Linked DNA regions of Homo sapiens: all the other regions are linked to region 3. Evidence: chromatin loops called from intact Hi-C (ENCODE). Cell type or tissue: mammary epithelial cell. All regions are shown on one strand. Each heading gives the region's core, and the rest is flanking DNA. Links, peaks and the distances in the headings are about the cores only. Region 1 overlaps PRKCE (protein kinase C epsilon). Region 2 has its middle 72 kb from the start of EPAS1. Region 3 overlaps PRKCE (protein kinase C epsilon).

The links. Hi-C counts contacts between places; a loop is a spot of excess contacts. Peaks named below come from ENCODE experiments on the same cell type or tissue, not always from the same donor. Only the 100,000 strongest peaks of a DNase experiment are listed, where the experiment ranks them.
Region 1: a loop joins it to region 3, with 2.5 times the contacts of the local background. A loop is called at or near these places in 9 of 110 quality-filtered maps.
Region 2: a loop joins it to region 3, with 4 times the contacts of the local background. A loop is called at or near these places in 9 of 110 quality-filtered maps.

What each region holds. Positions count from the first base shown.
Region 1 is chr2:46,092,246-46,103,189 of GRCh38, reverse strand. All of the region lies in intron 11 of PRKCE (protein kinase C epsilon), which reads right to left. Among named protein-coding and RNA genes, the nearest start is that of EPAS1, 200 kb to the left of the region's middle. In mammary epithelial cell, for the core only: no CTCF peak of the experiment used is centred there; DNase peaks (open chromatin) are centred at 4,409 and 5,229; H3K27ac peaks cover 1,422 bases.
Region 2 is chr2:46,219,493-46,230,436 of GRCh38, reverse strand. No RefSeq gene overlaps it. Among named protein-coding and RNA genes, the nearest start is that of EPAS1, 72 kb to the left of the region's middle. RefSeq lists an enhancer at 553-1,537. In mammary epithelial cell, for the core only: no CTCF peak of the experiment used is centred there; a DNase peak (open chromatin) is centred at 5,466; H3K27ac peaks cover 800 bases.
Region 3 is chr2:46,166,103-46,177,046 of GRCh38, reverse strand. The region is part of intron 14 of PRKCE (protein kinase C epsilon); the gene reads right to left. Among named protein-coding and RNA genes, the nearest start is that of EPAS1, 130 kb to the left of the region's middle. RefSeq lists an enhancer at 5,203-5,785 and a silencer at 8,843-9,030. In mammary epithelial cell, for the core only: a CTCF peak has its summit at 4,681; DNase peaks (open chromatin) are centred at 4,576, 5,216 and 5,866; H3K27ac peaks cover 2,268 bases.

The DNA.
Region 1 (10,944 bases), core at 2,008-10,007, 74 kb after region 3:
CTGTAATAATTCGAGCAACAAAATAAAGTAGTATTGAATTATAACCCAAAATATAAAATAACTATCTATGAGTTCATATTGATATAAATAAATGAGCAAATACATATATAATGGTGGAGGAGACAATGCACATGGGTGGAAGAATTCTAAATAAATTACATTGCTACTCTGCCCTCACAGAGGTGAAATATAATTTGTCACTCCTCAAGTGTGGGCTTTATATAATACTTCTTTGCAAAGAATACAGTATGGAAAAGGGCATGGAAAAGGAGAGAAACTTTACAGTGGAGAAACCTGGCAAACATTTGATATTGACTATTGAGGTCAATATCAATGATAAGTCATGTTGATAGTATGGACCTTTGATGTGATGTAATGAAAATAAGACTTCACCTCTGAGGTATTCCTGTCTAATCCATAATCAGAGTCTAATCATGAGGAAAACATCAGACAAATCCCAGCTGGCAGATATTCTACAAAATAACTGACCACTATTCCTCAAATAGTGAAGGTCATAAAACAAGGAAAGTCTGAGAAAATGTCACAGCCAAGAAGAGCTGAAGGAGACATGACAACTAAATGTAATATGATATTCTGGATGAGATCCTGGAACAACGACAAGAAGGCATTAGGTAAAAACTTAGGAAATTGGAATAAAATATGGGCTTAGTTAATAATAATGTGTCAGTATTAGTTCATTAATAGGGGAACCTGGTGTAGGGTGTGTGGCAACTCTCTGTTCTATCTTTGCAACTATTCTGTAAATCTAAAGCTGTTCTAAAACAAAAAGTTTATTTAAATAAAAATAATGGTGTATCTTAAAGACATCTGAAATTTATTGAACTTTGACATTATCCTCATTCTACAGGTGAGGAAATCAAGGCCAGAGATGTAAAGGAACCCAGTGTAGGCCTGTTAACACACTGGAATGCTTTCTCTTATCTTCATAAGAGAGTCTCTGATTACTAGTCCTGAAAACTGTATACTCCAGTGGTGTCCTGGCAAGCACTTAACAATGGCTTTACAATGAGGAAAACCCTTGCTGATTTCCATGGTATAAGTACTACCATCATGGCTGATTTCAAGCTACCAATGGAATGTGACTGAACACAGAATGGGGAAGAGACACGCACAATCACCTTTCCCGCCGGGACCTGTAGCTAGCTCACACCAGCTCACAAGAGCAGATTGTTAAAATTTCAGGAATTTTGTGAGCTGGTTGTTCAACATGGATAGCCTGAAACTGGCCCCAGGGAGAATATTTATACCATAGAAATCAGTTAATGCTACAAATCAGGGTTTTGGGTTTTTTTTTTTTTTTTTTTTTTTTGAAAGCCAGTTTATCAGCATACACCACCAAAACACTAGAGTCCCAACTTATGGTTCTGTCTGTGTTGCTATGAGACCGAGTGTCCTCGGACAAGCCACATCGTCTCTGAGTTTCAGTTTAGTCATCTATAAAACAGCGAATTGGAGGACTAAACTCCCAAGTTTTCTCCCACCTCTGAAATTCTATTAAATACTAGGATCATCTTTCAGTTCCCACATGTTGTTCCAGATAAAACCTGAGGTCATGTCACCGTGCACTTACAGGGCTTTGACAGTCATTCGACAGCCTCTGAGGCTAGGGTCCCTGGCCTCTATTTGTGCTTTGAGTTCCAGGCATATACAAATTCTGTAGAGCCACAGACCCATTTGGTGTTCCCTCTCCCTCCACCAGAGCCTTTGCACATGCTATTCCCACTCCTTGGGCCACTCTTCCATGTCCTCTTTCTCTGGCCAACTCTTACTTAGCCCATTGGATCTCTCCGGGAGTGGTCACTTCCTCCAGAAAGCCTTCCTTGACTTTTTCTAAACTGGCTGAGGTATCCCTGTAATGTGTTTCCCTGGCAACTCCATATTTTTTTCTATCATAACTCTTATTGTTATTGCTTCTTTTATTGTCTGCCATCCCCACCTAAATTCAAGTGCCAAAGGGGCAGAGACTGTCTCTCTGGTTATCAGTTTTTTAAAAAAGAAATAGGCCAGGCATGGTGGCTCACACCTGTAATCCCAGACTTCGGGAGGCCAAGGCGGACAGATCACTCGAGGTCAGGAGTTTGAGACTAGCTGGCAAACATAGTGAAACCCCATTTCTACTAAAAATCCAACAGTGAACCAGGCAAGTTGGCGGGTGCTTGTAATCCCAGCTATTCAGGGAGGCTGAGGAGGGAGAATCGCTTGAACCTGGGAGGCGGAGGTTGCAGTGAGCTGAGATCGTGCTACTACACTCCAGCATGGGTGACAGAGCGAGATCCCATCAAGAAAAGAGAAGAGAAGAGAAGAGAAGAGAAAAAAGAAAAGGAAAGAAGGAAGATTCAGAAAGAAGCTAGAGACAGAATGTGCTCTTCTTCCTTGTCATGGCATCTTAGAGTCCTATACCTGGCACAGCAAAAATGACTTACTCGTTGTCTGTTGAGTGAATAAATGAATGTCTGCTTAAATTATACTGCTCTTCAAACAACAGATATTTTTCTTAGTTGCTTCCCCAGACAAAAGTACAAATCTAGAAAGAAACCCCCTTCTGATGAATGCTTTTGCATGAGCAGATTTCCAACACGGGAGGGGACTTCATGAGAGATGCCCCACTTCCGAGAGGGTGTTGTCTCAGGGGTGGCATTCTCAATCCTGACAGGACTAGGACTTCTGAGCAAGCATCCCTGCTCCTCGGCCAGCAGTTCTTGCTTACATGGTTGGTTACAGCCCCTTGCGGGAGCTCTGCTTGCCACAGGAGCAAATACAACTTGGCAACATCAGATCCCCCAAAAGCTATTTGTTTTGGTTAAGAGGGAGGACTTTGGGTAAATTAGAGAGGGAGGAAAACCCACAGACGGTGATTTGACATACCGAGAGCAGAGCACAGGACCACCAGCCAATGAAGTCTCACCTTCCGAGGAATGACAGGAATTGTGGGCCTGGATCTCTGAATGTTCCTCAGGGGCACTCTTGTTACTTGGGATCAGTTACCTTCTGGAGCCTCACTGAGGTAATTTTGAGACAGATTTTCAGAAATTCATTTTCAGATGCTCTTCAAGGCATTCCCAGACCAAACAATCTTAGGATCACAGAGCTAGATCATCCAGTCTGGCCACCATATTTTGTAGGTAGGAAAACTGAGACCCAGCAAGGAGAAGTCATTTGCCCAAGGACACCCAACTAAGACTGAGCTTTATTAGAGTTCTAGTCCCTAATTCCTAACTCTGTATTCTTTCCACTGCAGCAACTCACCAACCAGACCTTGTGAAGACTAAAAAGACAGGTGAAATAGGGCCATGCACACAGAAAGGAGCCCAGGGGAAGAGCGGTCCAGTGAGAAGTCCATTAGAAAATATATCCTGCAGCCAAATATGCTTAGAAAATCCCCTCACCTCCCTGGAGTTTTCTCGATAAATGTAAATAGGTTAGTCAAGAAATCATGGGCCACTGGGTATAACTATACATTTATCATAACCTATGGAAACTCTGTAGGGTCAGTCAACCAAGAAATAGTTGCAATGCAGTATAAGAAGTGCTAGAATATAAGGTAGCAGATGCAATGTTAACAGGGGGAAGAAATAACTAACTTCGCTGGAAGAAATAACTAACAGCCAGGAAAAATGATCTGAAGCTGAATCTCAAAGGATGAAAAGTTAGCGTAAAAAAAAAAAAAATACCATACCTTATTCCAGGAAAAGGTATGGTATTCCTAAGCAAAGGTACAGGGTGGTGGAAACATGTTGTATTGTGACTATTGATGCTTAAGATCTTGGTAATAAATGCACATTGTGTATGGGTGTGTCAAAGGCCTGTCAATGAGCACCTCTGTTAGGCTCAAGTAGTGACTCAAAGAGGAGTTTGGCTGGAGAAGCTGTTGAGGAGATAGAAAGGGGTCATCTTGTGGGGTAGAAAGAGATCAGTATATAAACCCCAGAGAGGAAGCTTAGGGGCAGGGTCAGCTTATGGGTGGCTTTGAGTAAGTGGCAGAAGAGTGGGGATGTCTTGGGATAATGGAGTCATGGCAGGCTTCTGAGCAAGAAAGCAACCCAGCTCCTTGCTTACCAGAATGAATTGGCCAAGAATGTTGGAAGAAGAGACCCAGAAGCAAGGAGAGAGAAGGTGGCAACAATTAGCAGTATGAATCCTTAGCTTGCTGCTGCATGACCAGAGGGAAGCAAAGCCAATTAAGTGTAGTCTCCACTACCTCAGCTCACTATGGTACCCCCTACCACTCTCCTCCTCACCCCACCTCCAGCCTGAGTCATCTTGAAACAAACATGGCCAACTGGGAGGGACCACAGAGACCAACTTCAAACATTCACACAGGACTCTGCTTACCACGGCAAAGCTGCCACTTGTTTGCTGAAACAATTCTCATTTTTAGTAGCTCAATCTAATGATTCAATAGCCAAAGGCATTGAAGAAACAAAAATCATATGACTAAGCCTTGGAGCATTCAGTACTGGCTGTTGAATATATTGCAGCAATAATTGTTCCAAGGCATCTACTTTCTATAGAACACAGCATAGTCATAAAATAAAATATATTGATGTCAAATTCCCCTATATAGGACAGGTCCCAACACCTCAAATTAGCCCTTGTTTGGAGGCCTCTAACTAGACAAAGTGTTTTCATCAGTTTACTAACTAGCAGGATACATTCATCCCCATTTTTGAGATGGACAAAGTGAATCTTATGAACTGTGCACTCAGCCACTTGCAAAATAACAATGATAATAATAACATTAATTAATGTTTAGTGAGCAATTACTCTGTACTAGAACCAGTTGTTACTGCTTTACTTGTACTAACTCTCATTTGATTCTCACAATATTTCTGTGTGGGTTGGGGGGGGAGTAATAACCCCATTTAACAGATGAAGGAACTGAGGTTTAGGGAAGTTAAGTTCTTTGCCCAACATCACAGATCTAATGAGCGCAGAGGCAGGGTTAGAGACCAGGGGTTCCAGAGTTGTGCCCTTAACCACTATAATGGGTTCTCAGTTCTATATGAGCTACCATGAAAGACACAAAAATAAGAGATGACGGGGTCCCTCATAATTTTTGCTCTGAACACACATTACTAGCTGAAACACTCAAATTTAATCAGGAATTTCCCTTTGGTTCCAAACTTCCTGTTTGCTCTAAACCTCTGATGTCAAAGGCAGTCAGAATTCTACTTCTAAGCTGGTCAGCAATAACGCGGCTTCCTCCAAGGAATGTAAACTTGGCTTTCATCCCAGCCAGCTCAGGCTCTCCTCTCTCCTCCTCCCTTCCCCTTTGTTAGGTCACAATGCTTTCACCCCCCAACTGTCATTGGCAGGTAACACTGCATGGAATCAGTTTGGGATAAAGATAGTCTCAGCCTCAAGTAGATTTGGACCCATATAAAAGTGATGACTCCTGAAAAACTCATGCTGGTATTTGGCATTCCTTTAGTAGGGGACAAGCTCTTCATCTATATGACATGGGAGAGGGACAGAATGACTTTTATAACTAAAGTGCACATTTCCAAAGGCAGCTTCTTTGCTGAAGCAGGTCACATAGGGACCAGGGCTTGGGCCGGGTTCTCATGAAGGTGGCTGGGTGCAAAGGGAGCCCAACAGGGAAGTCAAGACACCAAAGTCAGACTTCACAGCTTTTTTTTTTTTTTTTTTGAGACGGAGTCTCGCTCTGTCTCCCAGGCTGGAATGCAGTGGTGTGATCTCGGCTCACTGCAAGCTCCGCCTCCCAGGTTCACGCCATTCTCCTGCCTCAGCCTCCCGAGTAGCTGGGACTACAGACGCCCGCCACCACGCCCGGCTAATTTTTTTTGTATATTTAGTAGAGACGGGGTTTCCCCGCGTTAGCCAGGATGGTCTCGATCTCCTGACCTTGTGATCCACCCACCTCGGCCTCCCAAAGTGTTGGGATTACCAGTGTGAGCCACTGCACCCTGCCGACTTTGCAGCTTTATAATGCAAGCAGATCTGTCAGCCCTTCCAGCCCATTGGTTACCGTCATGCACGTTTATCAGTGTCAATATATCCTGTCCCTGGGTCCCAAAGTGACCACAAGAATAAAATATCACCTGGTTGTGAGATCTGGGCCCTTAGCCTGTAAAAGAGACACAGACTCACATATCCACCAACCTGCTCCTCCCAGACTGCAGTGTTACTGCACTGCCACCATCGTGGGGGTACCTGTAACTCCTCAGGCACTGGCCGAGCCCCTAAACAACCCCAGAGACATTTTTATGCCCAGTAGCTTATTTAACTATTACAATTTATGCCAAGTCCGCAGGCCTTGCCCTCTTATTTTAATATACATTAGTGGAGCCATTTTACAGATGAGGAAACTGTGGCTCAGAGAGATGAGGTCATTTGCCCAGCATTACACAGTTAGTAAGTGGCAATACTAGGACTTGAACTGAGGTTCTCAGTATTAGTTTGCTAGAACTGCCATAACAAAAAACTACAGATTGAGCGACTTAACAGGAATTTATTTTCTTGCAGTTGTGAAGGCTAGAAGTGTAAGACCAAGGTGCTGGCAGGGTTGGTTTCTTTTGAGTCTCTCTCCTTGGCTTGCAGAAGGCTGTATTCTCCCAGTTTCTTCACAAGGTCTTCCCTTGTGCTTGTCTGTGTCCTAACCTCCTCTTCTTATAAGGACATCAGTCATATTGGATTAGGTCACCCAATGACCTCATTTTGCTTTCATTACCTCTTTAAAGGCCCTATCTCCAAATGCCATCACATTCTGTGGTACTGGGGATTGGAGCTTCAACATAAGAATCTGGGGGTTGGGGGCATGATTCAGTCCATTCACTTTCTGACTCCAGAACTGTGTTCTCCGTTTAGCCAACCAATAATAATGGAGCTTACTAGGTGTCAAAGATTGCACTCAGCACTTCTGCAAATGTTTTCTCATGTAATTTTCAAAGCAGTCCAGAGAGGTTTGCATTATAATTCCCATGGAACACTGAGAAAACTGCATTTCAAACAGTTTAATTATTCTACCCAGGAAAACACAACAAAGATGAGGCAGACCCAGGATTCAGCCTCATTCTTCTGACCTCAAACTCTGTGCTGTCTCCAACATACAATGTTGCTTCCCATGTAAAACTGTGACTGGCAACAGAGAGGACAGGGTGACCTGACACAGTGCCAGTGATGGTGGTAGGATGTGGCAACATCTCCTTTTTGGAAAGGTTGTAAATCCAGTGGACAGTAAGAGCTTCTACTGTATAAGGTTGGTGTGATGACTCAATAAGTAACATGTGCAAAGTGTTTAGAATAGTGTCTGGCTACACAAAGGCTAAATAAGTGTTTTGCTATTATTGTTGTTGCTGCTGTTATTACGATTCTTGTTCATTTCTGGATAAAGACTGTAGATATTGAATATTCACCACTATTTTACTTTCCTTCTCAAAATTACACACAAAGATGGAGAGAGTAAGAAAAGAATGCAACACAATGTTGGAATCTTGAAAGTAAACGGATGAGTGGTAACTGAATTAGTAGATCCAAGAAAACTGAATCCTGAACCAGCAATGGGGAAGGTCAAGAGCAATGAAATTTTTGCTGCAGAATTTCCATCTTCCTATCCCCAAAGCTCAGGAAATATGCAGTAACAGTTACTCTGGAGATGAGGGTGATGTGGAGCGAGAGAAAAGAGAGATTTGGTTGAAAACTAGTTATAAATCCAGATTCTCTTTTCTTCTTGGCACGGCCCCTTCCCTGTCCCTAGAGGTTTATTCTCTGGAGAAGTGAAACAGGATCTCTAGACTAAGCATGGAGTGGGGGTAGATGGGCATGAGGGTATAGTACTGAACACAGGAGAATTAAATAAACATGTGTATTCTGGAAGCCGGGTCCTCTAATCTGGCTTCACTTGGTTCCTGCGATGCTGGCCACCAGGCCGTCTCCCTTTAGGCAGGACTCTGGGAGTAATCGAAGCACTCCAAGAGGAAAGGCCTAGAAATAGTGATAGTCTGAGGTTCCCCAACTAAGTGGGCCACCCAGATTAGTCTACAGTGAACCCCAAGTTGACTAGTCCAATATCTGAATGATAGTTCCAGAAAGAGAAAACAGAAGAGAAAGAATCAGTAAAGAAATAAGTAATACATTTTCTAGAACTGAAGGGCTTAATTTTCTAAATTGAAGAGATCTATGCCGGGCGAGTGCAATAGATGAAAACAGACCTATATCGCATCATTCAATAATTTTAGAATAATGGAGACAAAGCTTTAACACACTTCTGGAAAAGAGAAATAGATCCATACAAATGATTGAGAATTCAATTGACTTCAGACTTCTGCACAGCAGCACTGAGAGCTGGAAGACAATGGAATGATACCTTAAAATTGAGTGAAAATGCTTTTTTTTTTTTTTAACTTCAACTTTTATTTTAAGTTCTGAGTTCTTATGCAGGATGTGCATGTTTGTTATACAGGTAAATGCATGCCATGGTGGTCTGCTGTACAGATCATCCCATCACCTAGGTATTAAGCCCAGCATCCATTAGCTATTCTTTCTGATGCTCTCCCTCTCCCCACCCTCCCAACCCCATCCCCGACAGACCCCAGTGTGTGTAGTTCCCCACCATGTGTCCATGTGTTCTCATCGTTCAGCTCCCACTTGTAGGTGAGAACATGCAGTGTTTGCTTTTCTGTTCCTGTGTTAGTTTGCTGAGGATAACGGCTTCCAGCTCCACCTATGTCCCTGCAAAGGACATGATCTCATCTGAAGATTCTTTTTAATCTAAAATTCTATGCCCAGTCAAACTCTTTATCAAGTCTGAGAGTAAAATAAAGATGATTTTAGATATAAAAGGAAAGTCTCAATATTTCACTTCCTATATATTTGTTCTCAGAAATCTACTAAAGGTGCTTCACCAAATTGATGCAGTATACAAAGAAAGAGGAAGGCAAGGAATACTGGAACCAGGAGCTTCACAGGATAGTGGGAAAAGGAAGCCTAGGATGAAAGTGAAGTGGGATCCCAGGGTGACAGCTTTGCAGCAGGCACACAGGGCAGAAGGTAACCATTTAGACTGGAATAGTTTACAAGGCTTGGCAAAGAATGTATCCAAGAATATGAAATTGATAGAATACTGCTTATACCTAAACATGCTAAAAGGAGATATGGACAGTTTGTAGAGAGTTTGTGGTTGAATCAATAATAATTACATAGAAAACAAAGAGATATTTATTAACTTCAGGGAAAATAAACAAAAAAAATGCACTGGGAAGGAAAAGTAACTATAGCATACCACATAACTGAATTCCAAATGGTATTTCACAGTTATAATAATGTATACTATATATTCATTTAACCAAAATTACAGTAAACCATATTGAGAGGATGGGAGGTTGGGAAGGGTGTGCGTATGTGATAGGGCTGTGGAGGTGGGTAGTGGGTGAGAAACGGAACTAAAACCTCATTTTCCACAGTGGTAGGTCACTAGATAATGTGTAAAATAATTGTTTTTAAAATAACAATAAGGCTAGGTGCCATGGTTCATGCCTGTGTAATCCCAGCAATTTGGGAGGCTGAGGTGAGAGGATTGCTCAAATCCAGGAGTTCCAGGTTGCAGTGAGCTATCATTGTAACACTGCATGGCAGCCTGGACAACAGAGCAAGACCCTATCTCAAAAAAAAAAAAAAAAGAAAAGTACAATAAGATAATGTTATTTCTAAATACAGAGGTACATACCAAAAGACCCAGCTGCGAGTTGAATGTGGTTGCTTCTTTGGAAGGGGAAATTGAGGGGAGGGAAGGCAAAAAAAAAAAAACTGCTTTTTTATTAACCAAAACACCATGTAGAACTAATTCATCTGTATGTATATCTTTGACTGAAGTAACATCTAAGCTTTATACTATCTCATTGTGTAAACTCGGGTGAGTTATTCCACAATTTTGGTTTCCAAGTTCTGCACCTATAAAACGAAGGAGATGGATTATGCAGTCTCCAAGGCCCTCCCTGATTTAACTCATCATTTCTGCCATGGTAGCTGATTTCCTTCCATTAGAGACTCGGCCCTTAGATCCTTAGGAATTTTATGTCAAAATATCATTTTCTATAATGGATGGGGTAACGCTGACAGCTAAGAACGATGCTCTCTGGGGAAAACGATCCCCAAGTACCCTCAGTGACTTTCTAAAGGTCAGGTCCTAGAAGACTCAAAGGCAAAAAGAGATGCCCCTACCTTCTCCTCCCTTTCTTTGTATTAGAGCTTTAAATAACTTGATAATGTATTAAAAGAGGATGAGACTACACGTTAGACCTTCCAGTTATTAACTCAGGTTTAACTAAAGACCTTCATTCATGTCAGCAAATCCCTAACTGTGTGCCAATGGCAGGATATGATTCCAGAGATTAAGGCACACACTTTCCCCTCTGACTAGCAGGATGGCAGGACTAAAATTTACATCACAACTTCGTATGCATTTTCCATACGGAGGCCTGGTTTGGAGGGCACAGCTAGAGACCTCAGTACAACCCCAGCTTCTTCTAGGAAAGCCCCTCCTAAGCCTCTCCTTTGGGCTTTGTTCCCCAGCTCTGGAGAGAACAAGATAGTTAAGACAGGTTTATAAGGTGCACTGAGGTTCTGACTGGATTTTTGTTCCTTGCTCTTGATTCTTATCTGACTTTTTATAAACATCATGGTCAACAAGGAAAGCCCTTTCTAAGTACCTCCTGAGTACAGAAGAATCTAGGCTTGGCCAAGGCAGAGGCACCTCCTTTCTCCTTGTCTCCCCTCTGCCCAATTCTGGCACCGGGCACACGACAGGCACTAAGGCAAGACTGACTCTCAGGGAATGATGATAAGGGCTCATTAGAGATCAAAAGGCTTGGAGAATCTAAGGAGGAAGAGTCTATAACTTACATCTTTCTCTGCTGGTGGATAAAGACCAAATTTTAATGCTCAAAATGACAAATGTTAATTATT
Region 2 (10,944 bases), core at 1,015-9,014, 54 kb before region 3:
AACCCTCCTGCTGCCCTGCTGGGGAAGGGGAGGAAGTGGCTAACCAGCACCAGCCACAGCCCCAGGGCCAGGTGAGCAGGAGCCTTGACTCTGTCCCCTGGGCCTCCTCTGGCCTCAGAGCGATCCCTGCCTTGGCGGGGAGGCCTGCCTGGGCACTCGGAGCTCTGGCACCACCCTGAGTTGGGTAACAGTATTCCTGCCTCGCAGCTGTGTCTGCCCACTGGGCTGGCTTGCAGCTTGGGGAGGCTGGTGTGTGTGCCAGAAACAGGGAGACCTATTTTTGCCCCAGCCACAGGCCCATGGCCAGAAAAAAAGTTAAATAAAGATGATTTTGTTTTTTCTTGGTGTATAGAGTGCAACTCACTTACTTTTTAACAGACAAGATCAAAGGATCTCTTCAGTAAGAATAATGAATCGTAAATGAATGCAGGTCTACAATGAGACCAGCAAAATGGGGAACTAGAAGGGAGGAAAAGGGGAGGGAGAGAGAGTGAGGGAGAGCTGGAGGGAGAAAGACAGGTGGATAGAGACAGGAAAAACTGGAGTGAGAAAGAAAATCCAGTATCAATAAGCATCAATACCCTGAAGGGGTGATGAGAAAGAGAGAGACAGATACCAAGAGAGACAGACGGATGGAAAAAGAACAAAGACTCAGTGGGGTTTTCGGACTGCAGCAAAGGAGGTGGTGAGATGACGCATATTCGGATGTGACTTCATCCTGGTTAACCATTATTCAAGCTCTTCAATTGTTGCACTCTACGAACCCACAGGGAGTCCATTCTCAGTGAACTAACACAAGCAGGCCATAGCAGAGGAAGCTATTCCATTACCACAAGTGCTGTCTCAAGCCAAGGGGGCACATTTACCTGGAACATCCCTGTCATGTCCTTGAATGAGGGCAGGGGAAGGGTTAACCTGCAGCAGACTCTGGTAGACAGCTTCCATCCCACCTAGTGGTGAGGATAATCAGAGAAGGAAAGAAATCTCCTTCCATATAGCTTTTCAGAACAGCAGGGTCCCAGCTCCAGCCAGGGAAGGCTGCGCACCCGGGCCCAGTGAACTTGAACCAATTGTTTCACAAGATGAGATCTGACAAGCACCAGGGAGACAGCCCTACCCCAAAATATCTTTCCCACTGCCTGTCAGGACTTTGGCCTCCATTGCAAGGTAACAACCTCAGTCAGGGTAGGAGTCAGGAAGCCCAGCGGGGAGTCCCCAGCAGAGCTTTCCATGCCCGGATTCCCCATCTTAAGTGGGGATAACATTCCTTTCCTGCTCATTTCCCAGGGCGGTTATGAGAACCAGTTTGTCAATGGATATGCAAGATCATGGCTTGAGTTTGAATCCTGGCTCTGGTATAACTGGCTGGGTGGTGATTCTCGTCCTATGTTCTGCCACCTATAATAAGAAAAAAACAAGGTTGTTGTGATAATGAAGAAAAGTAATGTTTGTAATGATCTGGTACCAGCTGGTGGCCATAGAAATTACTTAGGTATTGGCCAGGCATGGTGGCTAACACTTGTAATCCCAGCACTTTGGGAGGCCTAGGCAGGAGGATCACTTGAGCCCAGGAGTTTGAGACCAGCCTGGGAAACATGATGAGACCCTGTCTCTATTAAAAAAAAAAAAAAAAGCCAGGTGTGGTGGCACACCTGTAGTTCCGCCTATTCTGGAGGCTGAGGTGCAAGGATTGCCTGAGCCCGGGAGGTCAAGGCTGCAGTGAGCTGTGATCATAGCACTGCACTCTAACTTGAGTAAAAGAGTGAGGTTCAAAAAAAATTACTTAGGTACTTTCCCTAAAAGTAAATCTATTTAGCTAAAATTATTGGTATTTCTGTGTATAGAGAACCATCTCACCCTCTGGACCCAAATGCATCTATTCTGGAGGGAAGCACACACCTAACCTGTCATTAACATCTTTTTCAAACATTTTCCAATAGGATAGGTAGCTGAGAGCAAGTTTCTGATGGTCTGCTATCTCACAGCAGAGGTAAGACTTGATAAAGAAAGAGGGGTGAGAAATTGCTCCACAGTTGGGGCACTGCCTGGGTTCCACCCAGCAATCAATCAATTCTCTGCCTGGTAAATTCTCACATGTTCTTGAAGACTCGATCCAGGTGTCACTTGTCAGTGATGCCTTCTCTAGTCAGACATTTTGACTCCTGTGAGTCCCACCAGTCTTTGTCTATAACCATTATATTGTATTTCTCACGTTTTACTGTAATTGCCTCTCCTATCAAACTGTGAGTTCTTTGAGAACGGGGACTGCATCATATTCAATTCTGCCTCACCAGTCCCTGCTTGGTCCAGAAAGGCACTCAAGGTCTACTGAATAAATACCCAGGCGTGTCTCTCTGCTGGGAGGACCAGAAATATTTAACCTGTGAGAGGATACTTCTAGCTATCAAAATAAAAGTTCTTTCATGTGCATGCTTTCACAGATTACAAATTTATATACCTGTTGCCTCATTTGCTTTTCACAGTAGTCCCACAGGGTAGATAGGAAAGGCGCTGTATCCCATACGACAGCTAAGAAGAACTAAGAGAGGCCGAAGGGTTTGCTCAAGGTCACCCACCTACTGAGTAGCCGAGCCAGGACTGGCACCCAGGTGTCTTGAATTCTAGTCCAAGACAAATCTGCTGAAGGCTTGCTGGGTCAGGAAAGTACAGGTCAGTGGGGAATATTATTTTCTAGGTTTTTTCTTTGAGCCAAAGAATTATATAACTTTTAAAGAAAGCTTGTTCTGAAAAAAAAGTCCAATAGGCAAAACATACAAAACATATGACAGCAGACTGTTACATTATTTTGTAAGTTCAAATTTATTACATTTAATCATGATTAAGTTGATCAATGAGAACAGCAAAACTGTTGTAAATCACACAGAAAAATGTAAAGTTCGATGTGCATGACCTCTGCAGCCAAGTGAGCTTTATTATCCAATGCATTTTTATTTGGAATCATAATCATTGTTTAGTTTTACAGCTTGCATTAGGAACAGTAGCTAAGAACTTTCTATTGACCATCCAGTAGGTGCCAGATCATTACAAATGACTTGTCTTCATTTGTCACACATGCAGACTCATAACTATAAATACTATTAACATTTTTTTTTCTGAATTAAGATATCTTGTCCCCTTTTCAACATGAGCACGTGCAGAACAGCCACTCTTAATGATGCACCTAGTAATCTGTGGGAAGAACGTATCATTTGTTTAGCAAGTTCTGTACTGAGAGACGTTTGTATTATTTTCCACTGAGTATCTTCAAACATACTGCATACTTCCATGAGTTTATCTGTAGTATAAAACCCCAGAAGAGGGGTTACTCAAAGAGCAGGTGAATTATACATTTTCATAGATATTCCAAATTAGCCTTCAGTGAAGTCTTTCCCAATTCACACTCTCATATACTGTGTATGAGGCTGCCATTCTGTCCTCACCATTACCAATGACGAGTACATTATTTTTTTATTTGATGCCAATATGTTACAAAATATCATATCACTTTAATTGGCATTTCTTTTATTATGAATGAGATGGAGTATTTTTTCATGTGACTACGGATGATTATATACCTATTTTCTGTGATGTCTATTTATATCCCTTGCGTATTTTTCTCTTTGAATATTAAGGGGGTTTCCACACCGACTACTCCTCCGGTTACCAATGGGTTCCACACTGACTACTCCTCTGGTTACCAATGATCTACATCTTGTCACCTTTAATGAACCATTCTCTGTTCTTATCTTCTTGATTATTCATCAGTGTTCAAAACAACTGACTACTCCCTGCTTTTCCGTTATTTTTCTCAAGTTTAATTGTTTTTGGTTTATTTTGATGAAAATTTATACAAACATAGTTGAAAGAATAGGCCAGTTTTATGAGGTTTATTAAGAAAATTAGCACAAATTTTGCCATACCCTTCATTAATTCCTGCTCCCCAGAGGCAACCAATTTCAGCAACTATAGTTGATTCATTTGGTATTTAATTCCACATCTCTAAATAACATGCTTATATTGCTATTTATTGATTTTTCAGTTCAAGATAGTACCTATTGATTTCCCACTATGGAAAATGAAGATTTAGCTGTCTTTTAATCCCTGGTCTGCACCACCACATACATGCATACTTTTCATTCCTCTGCCCTCTCAGTATAATTATATTATGATTTTTCACTAGATCAGTATTCTGTGTTCACATTTTTATGACTTTGTAAATGCCAGTTGCAGCAGAGATATATAGTAAACTTTGGTTGTGTTACCTTTCCTGCACAGTTTATTGTTTTGTCTGGAATTAATGCTTATTTTTCCATTGCCTTCCTTTTTGAAGAATTTATCACTAAGTTCACTATCTGAAGTAGTTCAACTTTAAACTCTTCCCCACTTGTGTAAATCTCTCAGTGTGTTTAAACACATTAGGTGTTCTATCAATTTAACCTTGAAACAATCTCCTGAATCTTCTGCCCTTTTAAAGTCCGTTCTGTTTGCCCTCTGCACTTGGCACATAGCTGTTGTCTTGGGAAATCCTTTCTTCATCATTCTGGGGATTTCCTTCTCCTCTTCCTTGTATTGAATCCCTTGTTTCCTGAATCCTCTGTTTTCCCAAGGTTTCTGAGAAAGGGTGTGTGGGAGATAATTTTTTTAACTTGCATATCTTAAAGTGTCTTTATTCTACACTAAAACTTAATTGATAGTTTGACTTGGGTATTAAATTATAGGTTTAAAGTAATTTTTCCCAGAATTTTAAATATATTGCTTTAGGATATGTCTTCATTTATTCTATTTGACATTATATATTATGTCTTACAATGTTGCCTTTGAGGAGTATGTAGCTATTTTTTTCTTTATTTCTTTTTAGACATGGGTTCTTTCTGTGTTGCCCAGGCTGGCCTCAAACTCTTAGCCTCAAGTGATCCTCTGCTTCAACCTCCCAAATAGTTGGGACTACATGGGCACACCACTGCATCCACTCCTATGAAGCCATTTTGATTCTAAACATTTGGTATGTGACATCCTTTTTTTCCTTCCTAGAATCTTGTGAAATTTTCTCTTGACTTTCAGTGTTCTGAAATTTCATGCTGTTGTTCGTTGGAGTAGAGTCTATTTTAATCCACCGCAGTAGAAACTTCATGCTCTTCTCATATAGGAAATTTTCTTCTATTATTTCTTTGATTATTTTTGCCCCTTTACAATGATCCTGGCCTCCTGCTATGCATGCTGTTGTGTACTCCCTTTCAACATTAAAAGGGAGGACCTGTGTGACCAGTAGGATATTGTGAAAGTGACAATGGATGACATCAATGGGTAGTCATAAAAGACCTTTCACCTTTTTTCTTGGTCTCTTGGATTACTCTCTCTGGGAAAAGCTAGCTGTCATGTCATGAAGATACTCAAGTGACCCTGTGGAGAGATTCACATAGTGAGAAATTGAGAAAGAACATAAACCTGCTAGTCACATGAGTGTGCTGCCTTGGAGCAAATTCTCCAGCTACAGCCAGTCTTAAGAAGACTGCAGCCCTGGCCAACATCCAGCTGAACCTCATGAGAAACCTTGAGGCAGACCATTCAGCTGAGTCACTCTTGAACTCGTGGCCACAGGAACTGAAAGAGATATAAATGTTTACAATTTTTTAAGCCACTAAGTTTTGAGGTAATTTGTCACCCCAAATAGATCATTAATATATACTCTTTTTCTGTAACCTCTAATTATTGGGTGTTAGATCTCCTGAACTAGATCTCTGATTTTCTAATTGTTTTACTCCTATTTATTATCTCAATGTCTCTTCATTCAATTTTTCTGGAGGTTTCCTCATCTTTATCTTTAAATCCTTCTATTTAAGATCATGATGAAGTAGTCAGCATCAGAATAACCTGCTTGCTACACACACACACACACACACACACACACACACACACACACAGAAAAAACACTAAAATATTAAGAAAAGGTAACAACCAATTTTTTTTTTTTTACTGAAAACATGCATGTCTTTAATTAAAGCAGAGGAATATCACTTTCTTCTGAAAAGCACTGTTCTTTTTTTTAAATTAGACTTTAAGTTCTAGGGTACATGTGCACAACGTGCAGGTTTGTTACATATGTATACATGTGCCATGTTGGTGTGCTGCACCCATTAACTCACCATTTACATTAGGTATATCTCCTATCCCTCCCCCCTCCCCCCACCCCACGACAGGCCCTGGTGTGAGATGTTCCCCATCCTGTGTCCAAGTGTTGTCATTGTTCAATTCCCACCTATGAGTGAGAACATGCGGTGTTTGGTTTTCTGTCCTTGCGATAGTTTGCTGAGAATGATGGTTTCCAGCTTCATCCATGTCCCTACAAAGGACATTAACTCATCCTTTTTTATGGCTGCATAGTATTCCATGGTGTATATGTGCCACATTTTCTTAATCCAGTCTATCACTGATGGACATTTGGGTTGGTTCCAAGTCTTTGCTATTGTGAATAGTGCCGCAATAAACGTGTGCATGTGTCTTTTTTTTTTATGTCTGTCACATCCAGTTTTATTCAACAAGCATTTACAAAACATCTTCAATGTATCAGGCACTACTAGATGCTAGGCATACATAGATGAACAAAACATATCTTGCCTTTAAAACCTCCTCTTGGAGCTCACAGTTTGGTAAGGGAGATAGACTAATTACAGTAGAACATGGAAGGGCAATAATACTATATTATCAGTGTTGTATAGGGTATAAGGTGGTTTCAAAGAGGAAGTGGTTAACTCAGTGAAGGTTTTGAGGAACAGTCAAGTTTTGTGGGTTTTTTTTTAATTAAACATTTTGTTTTAAGATAATTGTAGAATCACATGCATTGCAAGAAGTAATACAGAGAGATTCCATATACCGTTTGCATAGTTTCCCCAGTGGTAACATTTTACAAACATATAGTACAATATCACAACCAGAATATTGACATTCATACGGTCAAGATACAGAACACTTCCATCGCCACAACGATCCCTCCTGTTGCCTTTTTTGCACAGTATTCCCCCAACCCTATCCACACCTTCACTTTCTGCAGTTTAACTTATCCATGGTCAACCACAGTCTGAAAACTTTATGCATTTTGAGAGAGAAAGAGACCACAATTGCATAACTTTTATGGTCTTTATAGCAACGTGATTTATAATCCTTTGGGTATATACCCAGTAATGGGATGGCTGGGTCAAATGGTATTTTCTAGTTCTAGATCCTTGAGGAATCGCCACACTGTCTTCCACAAGGGTTGAACTAGTTTACAGTCCCTCCGACAGTGTAAAAGTGTTCCTATTTCTCCACATCCTCTCCAGCACCTGTTGTTTCCTGACTTTTTAATGATCGCCATTCTAACTGGTGTGAGATGGTATCTCATTGTGGTTTTGATTTTCATTTCCCTGATGGCCATTGATGATGAGCATTTTTTCATGTGCCTATTGGCTGCATAAATGTCTTCTTTTGAGAAGTGTCTGTTCATATCCTTCACTACTTTTTCGTGGAGTTGTTTGATTTTTTCTTGTAAATTTGTTTAAGTTCTTTGTGGATTCTGGATATTAGCCCTTTGTCAGATGGGTAGATTGTAAAAATTTTCTCCCATTTTGTATGTTGCCTGTTCACTCTGATAGTAGTTTCTTTTGCTGTGCAGAAGCTCTTTAGATTAATCAGATCCATTTGTCAATTTTGGCTTTTGTTGCCATTGCTTTTTGTGTTTTAGTCATGAAGTCCTTGCCCATGCCTATGTCCTGAATGGTATTGCCTAGGTTTTCTTCTAGGGTTTTTATGGTTTTAGGTCTAACATGTAAGTCTTTAATCCATCTTGAATTAATTTTTGTATAAGGTGTAAGGAAGGGATCCTGTTTCAGCTTTCTACATATGGCTAGCCAGTTTTCCCAGCACCATTTATTAAATAGGGAATCCTTTCCCCATTGCTTGTTTTTGTCAGGTTTGTCAAAGATCAGATGGTTGTAGATGTGTGGTATTATTTCTGAGGGCTCTGTTCTGTTCCATTGGTCTATATCTCTGTTTTGGTGCCAGTACCATGCTGTTTTGGTTACTGTAGCCTTGTAGTATAGTTTGAAGTCAGGTAGTGTGATGCCTCCAGCTTTGTTCTTTTGGCTTAGGATTGTCTTGGCAATGTGGGCTCTTTTTTGGTTCCATATAAACTTTAAAGTTTTTTCCAATTCTGTGAAGAAAGTCATTTGTAGCTTGATGGGGAGGGCATTGAATCTATAAATTACCTTGGGCAGTATGGCCATTTTCACGATATTGATTCTTCCTACCCATGAGCATGGAATGTTCTTCCATTTGTTTGTGTCCTTTCTTATTTCCCTGAGCAGTGGTTTGTAGTTCTCCTTGAAGAGGTCCTTCACATCCCTTGTAAGTTGGATTCCTAGGTATTTTATTCTCTTTGAAGCAATTGTGAATGGGAGTTCACTCATGATTTGGCTCTCCTTTTGTTGGTTGTTGGTGTATAAGAATGCTTGTGATTTTTGCACATTGATTTTGTATCCTGAGACTTTGCTGAAGTTGCTTATCAGCTTAAGGAGATTTTGGGCTGAGACTAAGGGGTTTTCTAAAAATACAATCATGTCATCTGCAAACAGGGACAATTTGACTTCGTCTTTTCCTAATTGAATACCCTTTATTTCTTTCTCCTGCCTGATTGCCCTGGCCAGAACTTCCAAAACTAAGTTGAATAGGAGTGGTGAGAGAGGGCATCCCTGTCTCGTGCCAGTTTTCAAAGGGAATGCTTCCAGCTTTTGCCCATTCAGTATGATATTGGCTGTGGGTTTGTCATAAATAGCTCTTATTATTTTGAGATATGTACTATCTATACCTAGTTTATTGAGAGTTTTTAGCATGAAGGGCTGTTGAATTTTGTCGAAGGCCTTTTCTGCATCTATTGAGATAATCATGTGGTTTTTGTCTTCGGTTCTGTTTATATGATGGATTACGTTTATTGATTTGCATATGTTGAACTAGCCTTGCATCCCAGGGATGAAGCCAACTTGAACATGGTGGATAAGCTTTTAGATGTGCTGCTGGATTCAGTTTGCCAGTATTTTATTGAGGATTTTTGCATTGATGTTCATCAGGGATATTGGTCTAAAATTCTTTTTTGTTGTGTCTCTGCCAGGCTTTGGTATCAGGATGATGCTGGTCTCATAAAATGAGTTAGGGAGGATTCCCTCTTTTTCTATTGATTGGAATAGTTTCAGAAGGAATGGTACCAGCTCCTCTTTGTACCTCTGGTAGAATTCAGCTGAGAATTTGTCTGGTCCTGGACTTTTTTTTGGTTCGTAGGCTATTAATTATTGCCTCAATTTCAGAGCCTGTCATTGGTCTATTCAGGGATTCAACTTCTTCCTAGTTTAGTCTTGGGAGGGTGTATGTGTCCAGGAATTTATCCATTTCTTCTAGATTTTCTAGTTTATTTGCGTAGAGGCGTTTGTAGTATTCTCTGATGGTAGTTTGTTTTTCTGTGGGATTGGTGGTGATATCCCCTTTATCATTTTTTATTGCGTCTGTTTGATTCTTCTCTCTTTTCTTCTTTATTAGTCTTGCTTGCGGTCTATCAATTTTGTTGATCCTTTAAAAAACCAGCTCCTGGATTCATTAATTTTTTGAAGGGGTTTTTGTGTCTCTATTTCCTTCAGTTCTGCTCTGATTTTAGTTATTTCTTGCCTTCTGCTAGCTTTTGAATGTGTTTGCTCTTGCTTCTCTAGTTCTTTTAATTGTGATGTTAGGGTGTCAGTTTTAGATCTTTCCTCCTTTCTCTTGTGGGCATTTAGTGCTATAAATTTCCCTCTACACAACTGCTTTAAATGTGTCCCAGAGATTCTGGTATGTTGTGTCTTTGTTCTCATTGGTTTCAAAGAACATCTTTATTTCTGCCTTCATTTCGTTATGTACCCAGTAGTCATTCAGGAGCAGATTGTTCAGTTTCCATTGTTCAGTTTCCATGTAGTTGAGCAGTTTTGAGTGAGTTTCTTAATCCTGAGTTCTAGTTTGATTGCACTGTGGTCTGAGAGACAGTTTGTTATAATTTCTGTTCTTTTACATTTGCTGAAGAGTGCTTTACTTCCAGCTATGTTGTCAATTTTCGAATAAGTGCAATGTGGTGCTGAGAAGAATGTATATTCTGTTCATTTGGGGTGGAGAGTTCTGTAGATGTCTATTAGGTCTGCTTGGTGCAGAGCTGAGTTTAATTCCTGGATATCCTTGTTAACTTTCTGTCTCATTGATCTGTCTAATGTTGACAGTGGGATGTTAAAGTCTCCCATTATTACTGTGTGGGAGTCTAAGTCTCTCTGTAGGTCTCTAAGGACTTGCCTTATGAATCTGGGTGCTCCTGTATTGGGTGCATATATATCTAGGATAGTTAGCTCTTCTTGTTGAATTGATCCCTTTACCATTATATAGTGGCCTTGTTTGTCTCTTTTGATCTTTGTTGGTTTAAAGTCTGTTTTATCAGAGACTACGATTGCAACCCTTGCTTTTTTTTGTCTTCCATTTTCTTGGTAGATCTTCCTCTATCCCTTTATTTTGAGCCTATGTGTGTCTCTGCACATGAGATGGGTCTCCTGAAGACAGCACACTGATAGGTCTTGAGTCTTTATCCAATTTGCCCGTCTGTGTCTTTTAATTGGAGCATTTAGCCCATTTACATTTAAGGTTAATATTGTTATGTGTGAATTTGATCCTGTCATTATGATGTTAGCTGGTTATTTTGCTCGTTAGTTGATGCAGTTTCTTCCTAGCATTGATGGTCTTTACAATTTGGCATATTTTTGCAGTGGCTGGTACTGGTAGTAACAACCAATTTTTATAAGCACTGGATACCTAACAGTGCAAGGTTGCAAGACTTAAGAAAAAGGAAGCATGCAAAGTGAACCCCACATTTACTCTGGCTTTCTTCCTGGAAGCATTTCACAGCTATGG
Region 3 (10,944 bases), core at 1,371-9,370:
ATGATTCTGCAACTTACCTCTCTGAATCTCAGTGTATTTACCTAGGAAGTAGAGATAACAGACATACCTAGCTTTCTGAGGGTTATAGGTAAAGCTCAGATAAACCCTAAAATACAATGCAAATGCCATTTTAATTCTATCATCCATCTTATCTGCTGTATCCTCCAGCTTTATGTCATCCTAAAATTTGATTGGCATGCCTCCTATCTCTCTGTTGGGACACTCATGCAAATATTGTTTAGCACAGGATCAGGACCAGAGCCCTTTGACCTGGCCCCTGAAACAGCCCTCTCACATAGGTGACATCAAGTCCCACCAGCACTCTTTGGGGTGTGGTTGTGAAATTCATTGAGAAGCAACCAGCCATGGTCACTGTTTTCATTTTGCTCAGTTGCTTTGCTGGAATAAAGATACAAATGGCTGAGCATTTCTCTGCTGGAAATGAAGTTAATTGCTTCAAGTGATTACTACTGCCCCCTAAATGTCCACAAACTATCTTCTCATTAAGAATTTATAGAAACTTCCTTTAATAATATCAATTTCAAAGTGTCCTAAGTTCACATTTTCCCAGTTTCTGAATACTGGGAGACGGTTTGCCTTTCTCCTATCACTTGGTATCATTACTCTATCCCATCATTTCCAATTTACCAAGCAGTAGGCAGAGCAGATTCTTCCGTAACCTGGAATGTAATTCACCTGGGCCTACACTGGAGTCACCTGGGGGAGCTTCAACGCACGGAGCTGCTCGTCCCACTCTAGGGATTCTGTTGAACTGCTTTGGGATCTGGTCTGGGCATGGAATAATAGGGCTCCCCAGGTGAGCTTTATTAAATGTAATTTGCCTCTCTTGGGTTTCAATTTCCTCTTAGTGGTTTTCACCCTTATCTTTGTACTTTGGAGCTATTTCTCTTTGGGGAAAATTGGAGGCAAAATAACAGGTCTGCTTTTTGCCATTTTTTAACACAGTGGTTCTCAATCCTGGCTGTGCATAAAAACCAAACACAGCCATTTAGACACCTGAGAGTCATCCTAGACCTGATGAATTGGAATCTCCAGACGGTGAGTTTTTAAAGCTCCATAAGTGATTCTGGTGGGCAGCCTGGTGGAGTCCCTCCATATAAAGGCCGTGGGTCTCTTTCTTTCTTCTTTTAACAATTTCAAAAGGCCTGTTTTCATTGTTGTCCAAAGGCTTTTTCAGGAGCCTAAGACCATACTAGATTTGGCCTCCTCCAACACATAGCAAGTTCATGCTATATACTGGCATTCCTTCTCAGCTTCATGACTTCTTGGTCTATTTTATATTGGTATTTATAAAATCAGGACATCTGAGAACTCTCATGGAATCAGACTGGTTTCTTTAAATGCCGATCTGTGAGAGGTAGCTTAGTGGCTTAGCCTTCATGCTCTACAGCCAGACTGCCTGAATTCCATGCCTGCTTCTCCAGTTACTAACTTTGTGGCCTTGGGCCAATTATGTAATCTCTGTGCCGCCATTTTCTCATCCATAAAATGGGGACATTAGTAGGCCTTCCCATATATTTGTTATGAGGATTAAATGAAAGAATACAATCAAGTGGCGAGAACAGTAGGTGACATCGAGTAAATTATTGGCATTGTTCCTTCCTCAATATATCTAAGATCACAACTGTATGGTTAGAACAAACAGAATTGTCTTTGGGATGATCCAGGAGAGAACTTTCTATTTGGTCTCAGTTCACAGAATAATCATTGTTTCACCTAGGCCACCTGTGTGCATTTATCTCCCCTGCACATGAAATCTAGAACCAATTAGTTTTCACTGGAGGCAAATAGCCAAATATGTGACCCACCCAAAAGAACATTTCTGATGCTTTTTTGCCTTCCTGTGCTGTTTTCTCTTTCTTTCTTTTCGCTGACATTACATTCATAGTAAACTTTATATATACTGGTGGGACATCTTTAAACTTTCTGGAATAAGAAAGGAAAAACAAGGAAGGAAGGATTTTAGAAAAACAAGGAAGGAAGGAAGCAATTTTAGCCCTGCTGGCTAAAATTGCAGGCTGTAACACCAGATCTCGGCTGGGCGTGGTGGTTCATGCCTGTAATCCCAGCACTTCTGGTGGACAAGGTAGGTGGATAGCTCGAGCCCAGGAGTTTGAGACCAGCCTGGGCCACATAGTGAGACCCTGCCTTTACAAAAAAATACAAAAATTAGCCAGACACGGTGGCACGTGCCTGTAGTCCCAGCTACTCAGGAGGCGGAGGTGTGAGGTTGGCTTGAGTCCAGGAGGTAGAGGTTGCAAGAGAGCCAAGATCATATCACTGCCCTCCAGCCTGGGTGACAGTGCCAGATCTTATCTCAAAAAAAATTAAAAAGCATCATATCTCCTTTTCTCTCTAATGAGTGGGGCATGTGTGTGTCTTTGGGTGTCTGTGTGTGTTGTGTGTGGCATGGGGGAGCCTGGGCGCACCGGGAACTGAGGAGCCCAGCAAGCTGAGGGCTGCATGCCTCACCAGCTGATGCCACCTGTCGGGGACACCGACCCAGGGGTCCCAGGTCTTTGGAGTTGCCACGAAATGCCCCAATCTACATTTTCACTTACATCTCTTTTTAAATGTTGCCTACTAATTCGATTTTAAAAAAGTTATCTCCTGGCTGAATGGGTCTCACAATCCTCCAGTTTGCGACCTTTACATCATTGAAAAGATTGCTGCTTCCACCTTTTAAGGGAGAAGAAAATGAAGACCCACTTGCTTTTTAAGCACGATGGCACAGATGGCAGTTAAAATGGGAGGCCACTTGGCCCACCATTCCCCAGCCCAACGGAAAGGGTCCTGGCAGCTAGGTGGCCCCTGTAGTCGTAGGGACAAGCTGCCCAAGCCTCAGGCTGGGCCTCACAGGCCCCTTCCCCACAATCTCATTGGTTTCCTCGCTAAAACACTTCTGAGGGAAAGTTGCTTCATTCCTTTGGAGGCAGTCAGTAGACACACATATCTATTTTCTAAATGGACCAAATTCTCTCAGACCGCCAGGCATTCTGAACAATCAACCACAGCTGAATTCTATCAGGTCTGCTGTTTGACGGAATTCAACTATTTCCCATCTCCAGTCTCATTATTGTTTGCTAAACTATAAAAAAAAATTTGTTTACAAATTCCATGTGAGAAGTTACTTTAGGAAAAAAGAAAACTCTACTTCAGGTATTAGCTAACAGCAAACCTCCTCCCCTACACTCAGCAAATAGAGATCAAAGGAGTTCAGCCAACTATCGTTTGTCTGGGAATTAGCTGGGGTCTATAGACACAGCTTTCAGGGATTGCCATCACAGAGGCAAGCAGGTGTCCCTGTTATAAAGAAGTTGCCACCAAACTTCTAACATGTGTTATGATGCTTTGAAACAAAACTTCAGGGCAACTACCCGAAGGTTCCTTTGGAAGGCAGTGCCAATTCAGAAACCTACAGAAGAAAGGGAGGGCCCAGGACAGAGCCCCTTCCTGGCTCTTGCTCCTGCGAAACTGAGGAACATGTTCCTTGTCTGCTATTGGTAAAGTGAGAAGCTTTTCAAGGAGACTTTCAATGCTGCTTCTATGTCTAAATTCCACGGCTCAATCATTTGTAAGCAAAAGTAAGGAATATAAAGTAAGCTTCTTAAATGGGGTTCCCACCCCTGGAGCAAGGGTTGCCATTTTTTTCTGTGAAAGGCCAGGTAGTAAATATTTTAGATGTGGTGAGCCATATGGTCTCTGTCATAACCACTCCGCTCTGCCACTGTAGCCCAAAAGCAGCATGAACTTGTGTAAATGAATGACGGTGGCTGTGTTCCGATAAAACTTTATGGGCACTGATGTTTGAATTTCATACAGTGTTCATGTGTCATGAAATAGTATTCTTCAACCATTAAAAAAATGTTGAAACCATTCTTATTCTAGGGCTGCACAAAAGCAGGTGGTGGGCTGGATTTGGCCCTGGGCTGCAGTTCGCAGACCCCTGCCTCAAAGGATGGCTTCAGGGTTTCCATGAGCCTGGTAGAATATAGAACAGTGTACTGTGTTTGTGACACCTTGGGGTTTTCCTGGAGACAGAGTTTACTGTATCAGATTCTCCAAGGGGGTAGTGATACCACTAAGTTAAGAACCACTGATTTAAACATTTCCATTATAAAAAGCCTGGCTTTCTAAGTGGTACAATAACTGTCTCTGAGGAATCCACATAAAGGAGAAAGCCCTGAGAAGTATTTTCAGGACCTGAAGTGTCCCCTTTTGCTTAAGTCTTTCAGACCACAAGGGTCCCCAGCACAGGGCATCCCCTCTGGACTTAGTGACTATACAGTGCTCTGTGGGGAAGGCTGTCTCATGTAAAAATGGCTGAGAACACTCCCCCGGATGTAGACTGTGTATCTAAGCCTCTTTCCAGAGGTGTCTTCTAAGTGCAGGTGAAGTCAATAGTCTCAAAGCGTTAGCTCCAAACACATTATGTCTCCATTCTTGTTAGTGAAGGAGGCATTTCTGGGCAGTTCTGAGGGATGGCGCTTATTCCTGCTCCTCAAACCCTCCCAGGGCCGCCCAGGCACGCCCAGGCCCGCCCAGGCCTGCCCAGGCCCACACCTATACACTCCTTTGGCTGTGACACGTTGATTCTGAAATTTGGTAACAAAAATATAAAGTATACATTCCAGCCACATGGGGCCACCTGATTATGGATGAGTCCACATTGTCCATCCAGTGCACACTGGCCCCAGATGACATCCAGTCTGGGATTGAGGAATGGCCTGGATATGTCGCTAAGTGCCCCAGGAGTCTTGGCTCCCGCAAGAGGCTGGCAGTGCCTGGGGGGAAAGAGGGCCTGGCGCTTCTGACACTAGCAGGGCCCAGCTCAGCCTGGCTTTGCAGGCTCCCAGCTAATGGAATGAACGCTGCAGAGTCTCTGGAGGACGGCAGAGAGCCACAGCCATTCTCTCCACCGTTGAGCCCACTGGCCCTCCAAGAGTCGAACTGAGAGGATGCTGCACGTGAGCTCTGAAACCATTCCTGAGGCCACTCAAGGGACGTGTCTGCTGCTGCTGTACAGCAAAGGAAATGCCTCTTCCTGGGGGAATGATCCCCAAACCAGGCTAGTCCCCTCCTATATATACCTTGACCCTTGTGCTGGGGTTCTGTTTCCTGGTACTCCTCATAACTGGAGCTAAATGATGACTCAGTCTGAGGTGTCTTTTCCACTGGACCGGAGCTCCACATGCGCATCTGCCTTGTGTTTTTAGCACCAGCTCAGTGCCTGGGACAGCCTTAGCTTCTTTAGGAGGAAAACATAACAAAGCTGCAGATGGAGACTTTGCCAGTGCTTTGATGCCTTCAACACCCGGCTCTTGTAACCTCACACCCACTCCACAGGGAGGAGAGTGCTGTGATCACATCTCCATTGTAAAGATGGGGAAATGGGCTCGGAGGCATTAGACGTCTTGTCTAACAGGCAGGCTGGGCAAGAGGTGGGGTCAGGACTTGGAATCAGCTTGTTCTGACCCCGAGGCTGTGCCCCTGGCATGTACTATCCTGCCTCCCATGATGAACTGCCGGGAGGCATCAATGCAGCCATCTGCACAAAGACACGCAGCACTGTGCCCAGCATAAGCTGCCAGTTCAATGGTTTCTGTCAATAGCGGTGTTGCTGTGTTAACATCAAACAAACAACTGCATTCTGCCGTGTACCCCTCACAGTGCAAGAGGCCACCATCACCACCAAGTCTTTTGGGGTTATTTCGTAGACATTAGGGGCACCCCAGGAGATGCCTGGGACAGAACACGATGTAGAAAATGCTGTGTGGCTATCCAGGAATAAAGAGCCTTAGGAGGAGACAGTACCCTGCCTGCCCTGGCTTGCCTGGGGCCTGAGCTTGCTGAGCCAGGCCCTGCAGTGAGCTGGCCCCCCGCAGCAGGATGTGCAGTGGCAGGACCCGAGCCTGGCGATGCAGCAGGAGCCTGTGTCTCCAGCTGGAAGTGGGTAAGAAAACGGTGGCAACTTGGACTCATTCTGCTTCTAACTGGGGGACCTTTTTCATTTATCATCTACTTTTTAAAGCCGTCTTATTGCTGACAGCTGTTGGGTTTACCATTCCAGGGACATTTTTGGTATCCAAAGAAGAAACTTTCCAATCTGGCCCTGGCAAAGGCCCAGTTCCTCCACTTACCAATCTCTCCCCCACTTATTTAGGAAAATGTTCTAGATAGAGATCAGTTCTCTTGGCCCAGGATTTATTATTGCACTGCCTGTGAAATGGGAACTGTAAACATTCTAATATGTGCCTCTCAAGTCAAGACGAGGTCACCCACCTTCTCTCACCATTCAACAATAATTTCAAGTTTCCTAATGCAGGATCTTATGACCCCAAATTCCCGGGCATATACTGGAACTGATCTTGAGCCATAAAAGGTGAGAAGAGAATTTTGAGATAGAGCTGAAAAAAACACTGTATATCTGGGGAATTCATTTGTTCATTCCACAAATATAGATTGAATACCTACTATGTGCCAGGAATTGTTCTAACTGCTGGGGATGCATTTGTGAACAAAACAGATGTAACTCTCTCCCTTGATTGCTAATTGCTAATTACTGTGCATTGCTAATTGTTGACGCTGGGTGATGAACACATGGGGACTCATTCAATGATTTGCTCTACTTTTATATATGTTTGGAAATTTCCGTACTAAAGTTAAAATTATAAGTCCCAAATCTCAAAAACATGATGCTGAGTGAAAGAAGGCAGACACAAAAAAAGTACATGCTATGTGGCTCCATTTATAAGAAACTCTAGAAAAGACGAATCTAATCTCCAGTGACAGAAAGCAGACCAGGGTTGCCTGGGGCTATGGGCAGGAAACTTCTTGGGAGGATGGAGGTGTTCTATATACTTATTGTGCTGGTGGTCACATGGGTGTATGACATTTTTCAAATGCATCAGAATGTGGACTTGAAATGGGTGCATTTATTCTATGTAAATTTTGTTGCAATACAATTGATTAAAAAACCCTGCAAATCCCTGCTCTCACATGGCTGGGGCTGGAAGAAATCTTAGGGATTACTTAAGTCCCTCATTTTACAGGAAAGGAGCAGAGAGATTGAGTGAATTTCTCAGCATCTCACAGACAGTAACAGTGGGGACTAGCACCCAGTTCTGTCTAACACTTCCCCTTAGCTCACTGCCTGTGATACAAGGTGGGTGCTTCAATCTGAAGTGCCACATTTTGGGGTGACTGTCTTCTCAATTATTTGGTTGAACACCCACACCCCAGGTCCCTATAGTCTGAGTCTGCCACGCCTCCCAGGAAGTCTGCAAATCCTGTTACTGCCAACACTAGCTGATATGTCAGCTGCTGCGCTAGGGGGGACGGAGTGCGGCTAAAGTCCTAGGTCAGGGTCTGGTTTATTTTCGAAGTCATCTCAGTTGATAAGCCCTACTCTGGAGGGCTTATCTTTCCATCTCCTTACTTAAGGCAAATATATTTCATAGTTCCCTGGCCTAGCCATTTGCCACCCTCTTCCACGCCTAGCTGGGCTCTCACACCTGAAATACTCCATTGATCTCCAAGCTCTGTGCTCCAAGAAAGCTGCTGTTAAGGCGAAATAGGTCCAGAAAGGAGTAGCCAGAGGAACATGGAGGGTGAAGGGCTGCTGCTATGTGGCCAGGCCTTCTCACAGTGAGGAGACTGAGGTTGATGTGGAAACTTAATGAACCTTCACAAACCCACTGTGTATTAGTCAAATCCCAGAATTCCAGAATAACAATGGAATGTTAAGTTTAGGCCAAACCTAATTCTGTTACCATCCCCCTCCCCAGCACAAACAATGGGAAGGTAAGAAGGCACTGATCCCCCAAGTGCAAAACTGGATTCCCCAGAGTGTCTCTTCTCCATGACATATATGCCTCTGGAGATCAAAGGTCCTCCACTTGATGTGGGCAGAACACACCCCCCCAGTCAGCTTGCAAAGTGCCCCTTGGTGCCTGTACCCTTCAGGGAACAAATTCTGGCTGGAGGGCTGAGCCCCTCTGTGAGGGAGGGTTGAGGCTCTGTCTGCCTTCACTTCAATACACACGAACCAGGCTCTGACCCCTGTCCCTCCTGGCAGCCAGACCATCCTTTAGTCCTCTCCGCAGAGATAGGCAGGAGGGCATTGCTTATCCAGCAGTGCAGACCCACTTGGATAGGATCTTCTGCAAGACCCAAGATGAGAAGGGGGCTGACATAGGCTCTCAGGACCCACAGAAACGCTGGCTCCCAGCCTCCCCAGAGGCCCTCTTCTCTCTGTCCTCAAACCTTGAAAGGCAGAGCTCCAAATTCCTCTTCCAAATGAGCATCCTGTTAGGAGTCAGGTGCCGGATTTTACCCTACTGCCTGTTATCCCTTAAGTATTTTGCATTATCAAGTCTTCTGCCATCGAAGCTTTTCAAGGTGGCAATGTTAGGGTGATGGCAGAAGATTCTTTCCTTGCCTTTGTCAAGCTTCTCCCTCTAGGGCTTCAGGGCTTCACAGAGGGCTCAAAGGACATGTTCAACAAACACTTGTTGAATATAACTGACCTGAATCTTGCCTTTCCCTTTCTCCTTTTATGCCTTTCGCAGATAGTTCTTTCTTCCTGATCCCTCCCAGCTTTCTGTCAAGTTCCAGCTCCTCTAGGAAACATTCCCTGATTCCTCCTGCTGTCCTCTGGTTTGATCAGGCGTGGCCTAGGAAGTCCTCCCATGCTCCCAGGTGAGTTGTATGTGTGTTACTTCAAGTGCAGGTGGGTCTGGGAGGAGATTAAGTTCAAGAAACACTAGTCTGATGAACCCAGGAAGGCATATACCAAAGTAACAGCCATTAAGACACAAAGAAAAGCTTAGGAGCTTATGAAAGTGCCCAGCAAAGCCCAGGCCAGCCCAGGCCTCACACTCTTCCCTGGAGTGGGGGTAGGGGATGAAAATGATGGCCCTCCCAATCCCAGGCCACAGGAACGTTCCTGCCATCAGAATTCTCTAATGGTGAAATCATTGTTCCTGCCATCAGAATTCTCAAATGGCAAAATTCCTGCAATCAGAATTCTAAAATGGCGAAATCACTTGTCCAGAGTCAAAGATGCTCCACTGAGGCTGTTTCGCTTAGAAATATTTGGGAGCCTGCTGTGCTGGAACAGGGTCTCACTGGTGACTGCTACCACTTCAGGGCTGGGGTGCTGAGGGCCGCACAGCTGTACCCAGCAAAAACACTACTGAGAATGAAGGCAGGGAACGTCAACGAACGTCAACGTGGTAAGCATGGTCACAGAGTAAAAGCAGGGGACCGGGGGGCGGGGTGGGGGGTGCTGAGAAAATGTGGCAGAACTTGGGGTGCCATCCTAAGAGGCAAAAAGGGCTGGGAATGCTGGCACCTGGGGTGAGTCACCCTCGCAGTACCTCCCTCCCCTTGGCACTCCCCAGCTCATACCAGTGGCTGTGCTGGAATGACGCCCCTGCAGGCGCCTCAGCATTCTGAACTGTGCTCCTTCCCTGCCTTCAGATGCTTTCTGCCCTGTAATGGCTGGTGCCTTGCTAGATGGTGCCATCCCCTCATCTGAACTCCTGGCCCGTCAGCCCCTTTGGGACAGGAGTGTTGTCCAGTCCAGCCTCCCTTGGCCTCAGGCTCCTGTTGTCCTCCTCACCAACAGCATCAACACCATCAACACCATCCAAGTGTTCACCTGTATCAGGCACTGTGCTACTCATTTCAGGCAATTAGGTTTGTTGATGCTTCACAGCAACCCCAGGTGGTAGATATTTATAACCCCCATGCTATGATCAGCAGACCGAGGCTCAGAGAGAAGTGGTGACTTTCCCAATATCCCACAGCCCAAATTAGAACCTGGTTGCATCTGATTCCAAAGCCCAGCCTCCAAACATCACACCAACCTCCTGCAATTCTTAACTCTTGATTCTTGGAGTTTGGGGATGAGAAGAAGTTCAAAGGCCAGGGTAGGGGTGGTGAATGGAGAGAGAGGAATTAAAATTCATTGAGAATCTACAGTGCACAAAGTAGCTTAGACTTATTCTATTCCTGTTTATAATTCTTTTTGAGACAGGATCTCCCTTTGTCTCCCAGGCTGGAGTGCAGTGGCATGAACATGGCTCACTACAGCCTCAACCTCCTGAGCTCAAGCGATCCTCCCACCCCAGCCTCCCAAGTAGCTGGGACTACAAGTGCATGCCACCACGCCTGGCTACTTTTTGCATTTTTTGTAGAGACAGGGTTTTACCGTGTTGCCCAGGCTTGTCTCGAACTCCTGAGTGCAAGTGATCTGCCTGCCTTGGCCTCCCAAAGTGCTGGAATTATAGGTATGAACCACAGTACCCAGCTATTCCTGTTAATAATTCCATGAGTGAAGAATTATCATAGTATCCCAATTTTACAGATAAGGAGGCTCAAGGAAGCCAGAGGTCCAGGGGTGAGGTGAATTCTGAGTGTCACATGGCTTTCCTGTGAGAGCAATTTTCTTCCAACCCAAGTCTCTCAGAAGTCAAAGCCAGTATCCTGTCCACTGTACCATGCCACCCGCTGGGTCAACCACCAAAAACAGGTTTCTGGACTTTTCCCATGCCCTCCAGCCCTGGATCAGAGTCCTGGCTCTTGGAGGGCTCTTGTAGCCTCTTGGATGGTAAGCCGCTTGGATGTGGTGGACACAGTCCAGGGGGATGTCCTCGTGAGGGGCTGCAGAACTCAGCCTTGCTCCTGCCCCAGCTCTGCCAGAACAGAGGATGAGGATGGTGTCATGACTGGCCTCCATCATCACAACCCATGTTATCAGGTGGTCCCTAGGCAGGTGGGCTGGCTTCAGGGGAAGGGGCTGCCTGTTCAACAGGGCTCCTCCTCAGGTCGCTAAGTTGGTGAAGTGTGCGGGTCTCGAGCCCACTTCCCAGGTTTTCTCTCAGCACAGCCCAGTCATGCAGGAGCATGCAGGAGAGG